2 separate regions of the Mus musculus genome follow, and region 1 is linked to region 2. A link is a loop called in an ENCODE intact Hi-C map of the cell type or tissue named here. Cell type or tissue: left cerebral cortex. All regions are shown on one strand.

Region 1 (5,000 bases), 240 kb after region 2:
TACCTGCCTGTTATAGGGTAGCTCAAGCCAACCCTGTGTCTAAAGGCTTGGTGCATGCTGGGCAGTCTGTTGCTGACCAGACAAAGGTCAATACGGCCTTTCTGAGCCACCTGCTTCCTTCCTAGGAGTCTGGCACACACAGTTTGGAACCTGGCACCAGGCTTATCCATAGGCATCCTGTTTCTGTCCCCTTCCCACTGTAAGGTTCAATAGTGATACAAACATGCTCCTCTCCTGCCAAGTTCGCCAGCTGGCTCAAGACCCAGCTTCCTAAACACAGAGCAGTGGTGCCTTGTGGACTTCCTTTCTACTCTTAAAAATGTGGCTCGTGACTGCAGTACTGAGGCAGAGTTGATGTTCAGCACTAGTTACTGGAGATGGAAGACAGGCTCCGAGCCCATTACTCACTGCCTATGCGAGCCTGTGCAAGGAAGCCTCTCAGCCACCGCGCCCTTCTGTGTGCGAGCCCGTCTGGCTGGTCACCCGTGGCCATCAGTGGCCTGTATTGTGGTTTGCTCGGACAGGGAAAAGGAACAGCTTCAAAGTTTCTCCGCTTGGTGCCTTTCTCTTTAAGCCTCACTTTCCTCTGTTTAATGGGGTGTGCTTGCGGGAGGGGTTATCCCCTGCGCTTAGGATTTAAGAGTATAACAAAATGACTTCTGTAAAGAGCCTGCACGGAGCCTCGCACGGTCCACCCTTATTCAACGTCATTTTCTTAAAATCTCTGATGCCCTGCTCCCTTACTCTTACGAGTTCTTGTCTCTGGCCAGTAGCTGACACTTCAACTGAACCCTACTTCTCCTTCTCCAGACACTGTCACAATGTCTCCAGACATTGTCACAGACACTGTCTCCATCCATGTCACAACAGTGGACATTTCAACTGAATGCCACTTCTCTTCCCCTGCTGCCTAAACAATGTCCTTTCCACATGAGCCTCCTTCCTCATTCCTTTACTGAGAAATCTAAACTGAGCACTCCCATGCCCCAGCACTGAAGGGACAGGGAAGACCTCATGTCTTAAGAAGGCTGGAACCCAAGGGAAGCTGGCCACCAGAAGCAGGTTAACGGGTTCACTCACACGCTTTGCAATCAAACCTATGCTCCCATCCCGTGTCTCAGTTAGCCTCCTTGAGCCTTGGCTTCCTCAGATGTACAACACCAATCCTAGTAACACCTGCTCCAAAGGGTAGATGATTACATGTGCTGCTGGCTATGAAAGCCTCTCTCTTTGGCCATCCTTACCGTGATACATAACCAGTGTCCCATGATACATTTTTTATCAAAGACAACAGCTAGCAGACAACAGTGGAAAGGACCTCACTATGTTCATATAATGGCCGCCTTTCTTGCTCTGCCTGCCACACGAGATGTGGCGGACAAGGTAAAGGTGGCACGTCTATAAACCCAGCACTAGGGAAGCAGAAGCAGGTGTATCTCTGAATTTCAGGACAGCCAGTGCTATACAGTGAGACCCTGCCTCATAATAAAAAAAGGATGGGAAGAAAGCTCAAAAGAACACCGTCTAGGGCAGACATTAAAGAAATGATCTTTGAGGATCTATCTCCCTCCCCGACCTTAGGGCATTTTGACATTATGATCGTGTTTGTTAATTTCATTCGGGTGAACTCTTTACAACCCTTGGATTGCATTCAGGCGAAGGCAAGGTCCAAATGTACTAAGAACCCAACACATCACCCATGCTACCCCCACTTTACCTCTTCTTGGAGCGGTCTTTCCACACACGCCCGGATTTGGGCTTCCCTTTCGGAATTACAGGAAGCTCCTCCTTCTCTTTCAATTTCTTGGACGCTGGGGCCTGGGGAGAGGCTATAACTCGCTTCTTTAGGTTGAGACTTTCTGTTACTGTCTCTCCCGCCGGAGGCAGCTTGCCTGGCTCCAACTGGCGCTCTGGGGAGCTAGGTGCCTGGACCGTCAGCTCCTGTGCTGGCTGAGAGGGCTCGGGACCCGGTGCTTGCTGGCCCGGGCAAGGCTCGGGGGATCCTGGGATCACCTCCTCTTTAGCGTGGGCCGCCTCAGAGTCCAGTTCTCCCTGTGGGGGAGGTAATTTGGATGGCTGCTCTCGTTGCGGGGATTCCGGGCTCGACTCTGTCTGTCCTGCAGGTGACTCCAGGCCCAGATCTTGATGAGGTTGAAGGGACCCGGGGTGAGGCTCTGGCTGCCTTTGTGGGGACCCATCGTCTGCATCCTGTCTAGGACCGGGTGATCCGGGGCTCGCCTCTGGCTGAGGTCCGGGAGACGGAAGGCTCAGTGGTGGACAGGGCGATCCGGGGCTCGTCTCTGGCTGAGGTCCGGGAGACGGAAGGCTCAGTGGTGGACAGGGCGATCCGGGGCTCGTCTCCGGCTGAGGTCCGGGAGACGGAAGGCTCAGTGGTGGACAGGGCGATCCGGGGCTCGTCTCCGGCTGAGGTCCGGGAGACGGAAGGCTCAGTGGTGGACAGGGCGATCCGGGGCTCGTCTCCGGCTGAGGTCCGGGAGACGGAAGGCTCAGTGGTGGAACTCTCGTAGACTTGAGCTCTCCTGTTTCTTCTGAGTTCGACTTGAAATCTACAAGAGCCCGTTTCGCCCGAGAGACTTCGGGGACAGGAAGGTTTTCTGGAGACAGAGGTTTTAGGCCTTCCAGCCGCCGGCTGCGCCTCAGCGGCGTATCCATGGCTCACGTGTAGCCTCTGTAGCCTTCGGAACTGTCGGCGCCTTCATATGACGTCAGACTCGTCCATTTCCGTACCGGGCAGGAAGCGCACTTGCGGTAGAGAGACCCGTGGGTAGGCGGAGCCGGGGATGAAGTCGGTCCCGGGAGGCTGGGCTTAGTAGACGCATGCGTGTTGTGCATGAGCTCAGTTACAGAGTTTAGTTGCTTGGTTTCTGCGATGCGTTTTTTGCAAACTGCGAGTTCTTGCAAGGGGATGGGGTGGGGGTATATTATACATACACACACACACACACACACACACACACACACACACACACACACACACATATAAAAATAATTTTTTTTTTCTTGAGAGAAGAGGTTGGAAAAAGGCGGAGGGAGTTTGTAGGCAGAGCCGAATCAGCGCGCTAACTTGTTCTGGAACTGCTGGGCCCGCAAACATCGCCTTTTCTTTTATCTTTTGTAGCACAGTAGCTTTGCGCTGTGTAACAAAGGGGAAGGTCCTGGTGGTCTTCCTGAGTGGGAAATCTTCAGTTTTTGAGTTGTCTCAAACGTTCCCATTCTTTTCACTTCCTCTTCTCTACTAGTGGGCCCAAGTATGCAATAGGTGGTTCTCATCTTTGAACAGTTTCAGTTAATCAGCAAAGTGTCAGGTCTGTGGCCCAGAAAACCTTGACTGCTTGTTGTCAATGTTGGGGGTTCACAACCTGTGCCCGAAGTCAGGTCTAGCTACCTTATCCTCAATAAGCCAATTGAAAGAGACACATTAAAAACTGGAAATCTTTAGAAAAAGGAGATTTATTCAATGTAGTCATACTAGAAAGAGGGGCAAAGAGATTCTGTGAATCACCCAAATTTGACCTCAGGGTTCTAAATTTAGATAAAAAATTTAGATAGAGGGCCAAGGATAAATACATCTGAGTAGTCCTTACCAAGGTATGACTCTGCCCACCATTGGCCCATTATTATCTGGGTTTTAGTCTCATCCTGTAAGGTGGTCTGACAAGCTTTTAGAACTCTGAAATCTTTTTCCAGGAGACAAGTTTCCCCTCTGGCTGGTACCTTTTTCTTCTCCCAGCATGAGAATTCTGGGGAAATTTTCATTTCTTTGGAGTCCTCTGTCTGATTGATTGGCTGATAGGCTAAGAGATGCAGTGTCGAAAGCCTTTAATCCCAGCACTTGGGAGGCAGAGGCAGGCAGATTTCTGAGATCGAGGCCAGCCTGGTCTACAGAGTGAGTTCCAGGACAGCCAGGGCTACACAGAGAAACCCTGTCTCGAAAAACAAAACAAAACAAAACAAAACAAAACAAAACAAAACAATTAAAACCTTCATCTCTGCCGGGATGGTTACTTGCTGATCCAGGAGGAGGCAGGGAAGATGAAGACCCAGAGAAACGTTCCTGTGAGCAAGGTAGAAAGCACAATTCTTGGACACACTCCCTAGGCACTGCCACACATGGAGTCAACCTGAGTCCATTCTTAGGGGTAGGGAATAGTACAGCTTCTACATGTCACTAGAAACTGTAGCACTCGTGTGCTGTAATTATATGTCTGGTATGGGCTGGTATGTCTGGTATGGTATATCTCCCCGGTATGGGCTCAGAGCCCGCATGTTCCTGATTTAAGGGGAGCTAAGGAGTTGTAGTTAGGCACCAAATCTCAGCCTCTCAGTTCTCAGAGGAGTAGGTTCTGTTTGGTTGCTTAAATTCCTGCCCCTGCTTGACATAGGGCTCTGGAGGAGATTATATGCCTTCCTGCACTCCTGCTCCAGGCTGCCACCCAGCCCCCTTCCTGGCTCTTACCACTGCCTGGAGGGATCATTCTCAAATGTTGACAAATGTTGATCAGAGAGCATAACTCAGGTCTAATTTTGTGTCTCTTCCAGGGTAGTAGTGTGTGTAAGAGAGATCGATTTTGGACAGAAGACTTTTGATCTGCCTCTATTACCTGTGCAACGTTCCACTTGAACCCAGCCTGCCTTTATCATTGCATGCACAGGTCAGAGAAGGCTCCTGAAATTTTCATAGTAGATAGCTTCCTTCCTCAGTTTCATCTTGTAGGAGGATAAGAAGGGGCTTTTGTTCCCCTCCCGCCATGAGACCTCAGCAGGGGTCAGCCCAGGCAGGCTCTTGTGAAGGTAACCTGGTAATTCACTCGCCCTCACTTTGCCCTGGCTCACTTTCCCATTCACTTATTGTTGTTTCTAGGGAAGGGGGGGGGGCACTTTGTAAACATTATTTGCATATAAATCCTCATTTTAAGAGTTGGCTCTTGGTAGCTTTCAAAAGCTCTCCAGGATCTTGAAGCTCCTGGCAAAACAGTGAG
Region 2 (5,000 bases):
AGCCTCACTCAGGTCTTTTAAATTTTTATTACATTTATTTAGTGTGTTTGTGTGTAGTGTATATGTGTATAGTGTGTATGTGTGTGTCTGTCTATGTGTGTGTCTGTGTCTGTGTGTGCCAGGTATAACTTGCAAGAAACGATTCTTTCTTTCTACCATAGGGCCCCAGAGATTGAACTCATGTTGTCAGCTTGTTGGCAAGGGCCTTTACCCACTGAGCCATCCCACCCACCCTGACAAATGCTTGTCAAGGATTCATGCTTAGCAGGAGCTTGAGCCAGGATTCACCTGGTGCTGTGAATTTTACCTTGGCTTTTACTAGGGCAGCCCTGAGGTTTCAAGCCAGGGCCTGGGTCCTCTAGGAGCCCTGGGAATGATAGGGAGTGCTGGGTCCACCTTGGACTAGGACAGCCAGGGACCCAACTGGCCCAGGAGTCTTCATAGCGTTCCAGCGTGGGCCTAGAGACAGCTCCCTCATGCACTAGGGAGAGGGGGGGCATCTTCCCCCACAGTGATATGCTCACTCATGTTTCATAGTGTTCTCCACTGCAGCCAGCACCCCACCTCTCAGCTTCCAATCACAGGGCCCTTACCACCCTGCTATCTTTACAGAGCTTGACTCGGCCCTCACTGTCATTATTTCCTGTGACCTTCCTGTGAGCTGGAGGTCAGGTGACTCGATGTGGCCACTCAGCTAGAAATACCCATAGGTACCCCCAGAGCAGCTGCAGCTGGTCCTTGGCCTGGAAGCATCTGTTTGAGGGAGGGGCGGGAGCACAGTAGGCTCCTCTGATGGTCACTCACGTGTGCCCTTTTTCCTGATGAGCAGACGTGACGTGTGCTCTGTGAATTCACTGTGTTAAAGAACAGGCAGTTGTCCAGTTAGCATCCCGGTCAGCCTCCCTGGACCCTTACCCCTGCTTCATGGGTGCACATGGTCCTGTATCCACCTCTGCTGTGCTTTCTGCTGCCACCTGCTCCCCCACCTGCTCCCCAGCCCTGCTCAGGCGTCTCTGCTGGATTGGAGATGACCCAGGGTTGGGTTGGAAAGGCCTCCTCACGGCAGGGAGTAGGAGAGGTCTTTGTGTGACTCACCTTGCAGCCCTGAGGTTGGATGGCCTGGTTTCAGCAGCATAGGAGCAAAGTCACGCACAGCTGAGTGTCCCTTACCACAGGTTCCTGGGGTGTAAGCTTTGCAGATTTCCTACGTCTTGGCCCTTGAAATGTTTTGCATAGATTTACTAGTTAGATATCCACAATATAAAAAAACCCACAAATTCCAAGACATTCTGAAATCCAGAATTCCCTGAGTGTCACGTAGGCTTTTTGAAATCTAGAACAAGAGTGTCACTGATAGCTGTCTCTGCATCTTAGATTTTGTGTTGCTGGATGTTTGCCATTGAACTCCAAGGGTCTCCTCTTTTTATTGTGTCCTATCTCTGTGCACACACATATCTGTGCATGAATGCCACATCACAAGTGTGGAGGTCAAAGGACAGCTTTCAGGAGTTGGTTCTCTCCTACCATTTGGAGCCAAGGGTTCAAACTCAGGTCAGTCAGGCTTAGCAGCAAGCATCTTTGCTTACTGAGCCATCTTTTTAGCCCTAAGTATTTCTTCAGCCAACAGTGAGCAACAGGATGGTAAGGGGTTCCTAGTCTTGTCCCTGAAGGGAGTGGAGCTCAGCAAAAGCAAGCCCAGCTCTTGGGAGTTCATTGCTTCCAAGCTGAGCAAGCCTTCAGCCCTATGGAAAAGCACAACCTCCCGGAGATGTAAGGGATGCAGCTTCCTGGCCAAGGGCAGATTGAACCTTCTCTGTAGCCATGTTTGAGCAAATGAGTTGAATTCTCTGAGGGGAAAAAATACTCACTGTGGGACAGACAGAAACAAAGTAAGGCAAGCTACTTACTCTCTCAGAAAGCCTTTAGCTGTCTGTCTGTCTATCTGTCTGTCTGTCATAGCTGTAAGGCAGTAATTGTGTCATGTGGGGCTGGCAGAAGAGAAAGGTGGTGGGAGTGTTCATCTCTGTAGAGAGGGAGCTGTGCAGCTCTCCTGGCCTCATAGGGTGTTAGTAAGAGATGGGCTCCAGGGTAGGGAGAGGGTGGCACAGCACAGATGTAGTGCTTCAGACCCAGGGAAAAGCCGTGGACAGGTAAGGATGCCAAGGGTGTGGCCAGGAAGGGCAGGCCCTACACTCAGAGGTGGCCACACAAGTGTCCCTGGCGTTTTCTTTCCTTTTCTTTTTTAACACTGTATTTTTTGTTATATGTATAGGCATGTCTGGTGTGGGTTTGTGCATGTTTGGTGCAGTGCCTTTGGAGGCCAGAGAGTCTGTTAGATCCCCTGGAGCTGAAGTGGCAGATGGTGTGAGCCACTTGACGTGGGTCCTGGGAACTGAACTCGGATTCTTTAGATGAGCAGTATGCGTTCTTAATTGTTGAGCCGTCCTCCAGCCACCTTGGCTAACAGTCACACATAGCAGTTTCTCTGCTCCTGTGCCAGTGAGCTTGTCCAGGGGCTCAATGGCGTTTCTGGCTGGACAGCAGGCAGTCCAGGTAAAGGGGTTCTAACCCTGAGCCCGGACTCCCTTGTCTGTGCAGGAGGTAACTGGCAGCACTCCTCTTTCCAATAGGCTGCAGCCTGCTGTAACTACAGGGCTCGAGGCCCTGAGCAGGGGTCAGAGCAGGGTGGCTCTTCTGGAAACCCCTTGTCCAGGATGCCCCCTGGCTTCCTGGGGCTGTTCTAGTGGGAGCCCATCTGGCCTGGTGTGCCACATGCTGGCCAAGGTGGAAGGAGAAGCTCTGTGTTGTTGATCCCTTCGGTCCCCGTGGAAGCTGGCCCTGACCTGTTCCCTAACTTCTGTGGCCAGTGCTGAGCCCCCTCTGCTGGTGCCATGTGGTACTGCGATGCGATGGTGGCCCTGTCTCCAGCTCTCCTTTCGGTGAAGCAGATGGTAGCCCGCTGGGCAAGGTTCCAAGGCTGCTTCTGCCTGACTGGCAGTTAACAAGGGGCCTGCATGAGGGCTCCATTTTGCTGGCTAGGGAAGCATTTTCAGCAGGCAGCATTGAGGGACTATCTATAGCTCTGTGGGCTGTTTGACCTGGGAGGCGGGGATATCTGTCCTGCTCAGTGGCTTGGGCTACAGGGCCTCCCTCCCTAATACCTTTGGGACCTCAGATATTTCTAGCTTCTGGTCTGGCCTGGGTCACCTTCATTCTCCCTAGCAGCCTCTCATGTGTATGCATGCATGGTGTGTGTGTCCATGTGTCTTTTTCACTTGGGGCTAATGGTGGGGACTCTGGGTTTCATCCCTCCCACTGGAGTGGTCTCCTTCAGCTGTGGCCTGCACAGCACAGAACCACTTGCAGGTACTTGTCTATTGGGAAGCCGTGGTTAGGTGGTTAGCCTTGCTGCCTGTTTCCCATGTGTCATTCTCACAGGCTCTCCGGATCAGGATGTGGTGAGGTACCTGGGTCACAATGCCTGCATAGCCTTTAAACCCAGGCTTCTGTGACTGGTTGAGGGCTGAGCGCCAAGCTGAGCAGTGAGTCCAGGAGCACCCCCTGCTGGAGGCTGACCAGTTACAGTTAAGCTCATTGTCAGTTGTCCTGCTTTCCTTAGGTTCAGGACCTGCAGTTAGAACGAGAGATGGCACTGGCCACGAACCGGAGCCTGGCAGAGCAGAACCTGGAGTTCCAAGGTCCCCTGGAAATCAGCCGCTCTAACCTCTCAGACAAATACCAGGAGCTGCGGAAGCTTGTGGAGCGGTGCCAGGAGCAGAAAGCCAAGCTGGGTAGGGACAGCCGACCACAGACAAGCACTCTGGCCATCTCCCCTGCTGATTGATACTTCTGTTCAAAGGAGGACGAGGGAGGCAGCTGGAATACTAAGGATGCTTAGATACCCAGAATCGGAGAGGGCCAGCAGCCATTGTAGCCACTGTGCTTTGCATGTTTTTACATGATAATAAGCAAATAAGCAAAAGTGTAGGTACTGTAGTTAGTCTAAATGTTTGAGTATTTATATTTATTGTATACCCTGGTGATAATTTTCATAGTATTAAAAATGTCCTGAACTTACTATTTTTATAGATGAGGAAAACAAGGCTGGAGCCGGCCGAGGGCTTGCCTGAGGTCATCCCACCAGAGTGAGATGGAGTTGGGATTTGCAAGCATAGCCTTTAAGAGCTGAGCATCTCTCTAGCCCTGGAATGGGATTTGAATCTAGGCAGTCAGTATGTTTCACTGCCTCTGCCAACTTAGCCCCGAGCCTTGCAGAGCTGACCTAGGCCCTGTGAGGTAGGAAGGCTTCCTGGATGGCTGTGCCCTTGGCAGCTGCTTGGCCAAGACCTGAGCTTGTCCCTCAGCTCCTCTTCACCAAGATGGTGAACGCCTACATGAACCAAAAGGACCCCACAGAACCAGCTGCAGGGACTCTCTCTCCACTGGGGCCTGTTGTGGCTGAGTCCTGAGTGCTCACAGAACCAGCAGCAGGGACTCTATCTATAGTGGCTAGGCCCAAGCACACAAAGGGCATGTCACATGTCTTCCCTGAAATCAGGGTCCTCAGCTTTAATTAAAGCAGTGCTTTTGAAATGTCGACCTCTCTGCCCTTCCTTCCAGAGAAATTTTCCTCGGCACTGCAGCCTGGGACCTTGTTGGACCTTCTGCAGATCGAAGGCATGAAGATCGAGGAGGAGTCTGAGGTGAGGTGGGGAGTGGCATCCTAATCCCTTGAACGGTGGTGGGCCTCGGAGTCAGGTCTCAGGTGAGACCAAGAACCATAGAGCAGAAGGGTTTGGAGTGCGGCTTGAGTAGATGGCACTGGGGTGCTGGTAGACACACTGATGGCAGGACAGGATAGGAACACGTTCTAAGGCCCCGGTAAACACTTGAAAGCAGCCAGCACTCTCTTCTGTGTCAACAGTCTGTTTTCCTGTACACATGCTTATGATAATATATAGTGTGTAAAGCAGGCTCAGTGAGAGCTTGACAACAGCAAC

What was found. Hi-C counts contacts between places; a loop is a spot of excess contacts. Peaks named below come from ENCODE experiments on the same cell type or tissue, not always from the same donor. Only the 100,000 strongest peaks of a DNase experiment are listed, where the experiment ranks them.
Region 1: a loop joins it to region 2, with 6 times the contacts of the local background. A loop is called at or near these places in 17 of 42 quality-filtered maps.

The regions. Positions count from the first base shown.
Region 1 is chr19:10,946,561-10,951,560 of GRCm38, forward strand. Ccdc86 (coiled-coil domain containing 86) reads right to left here and starts at 2,706. Exons shown (of 4, transcript NM_023731.3): 1 at 1,718-2,706. The coding sequence starts at 2,673. In left cerebral cortex, no CTCF peak of the experiment used is centred here; DNase peaks (open chromatin) are centred at 1,983 and 2,754; H3K4me3 peaks cover 2,218 bases; H3K27ac peaks cover 632 bases.
Region 2 is chr19:10,706,651-10,711,650 of GRCm38, forward strand. It overlaps Vps37c (vacuolar protein sorting 37C), which reads left to right. Exons shown (of 5, transcript NM_181403.3): 3 at 3,620-3,791; 4 at 4,621-4,703. Among named protein-coding and RNA genes, the nearest start is that of Vps37c, 20 kb to the left of the region's middle. In left cerebral cortex, CTCF peaks have their summits at 2,890 (motif pointing left) and 3,549 (motif pointing left); DNase peaks (open chromatin) are centred at 2,928 and 3,560; H3K27ac peaks cover 2,128 bases.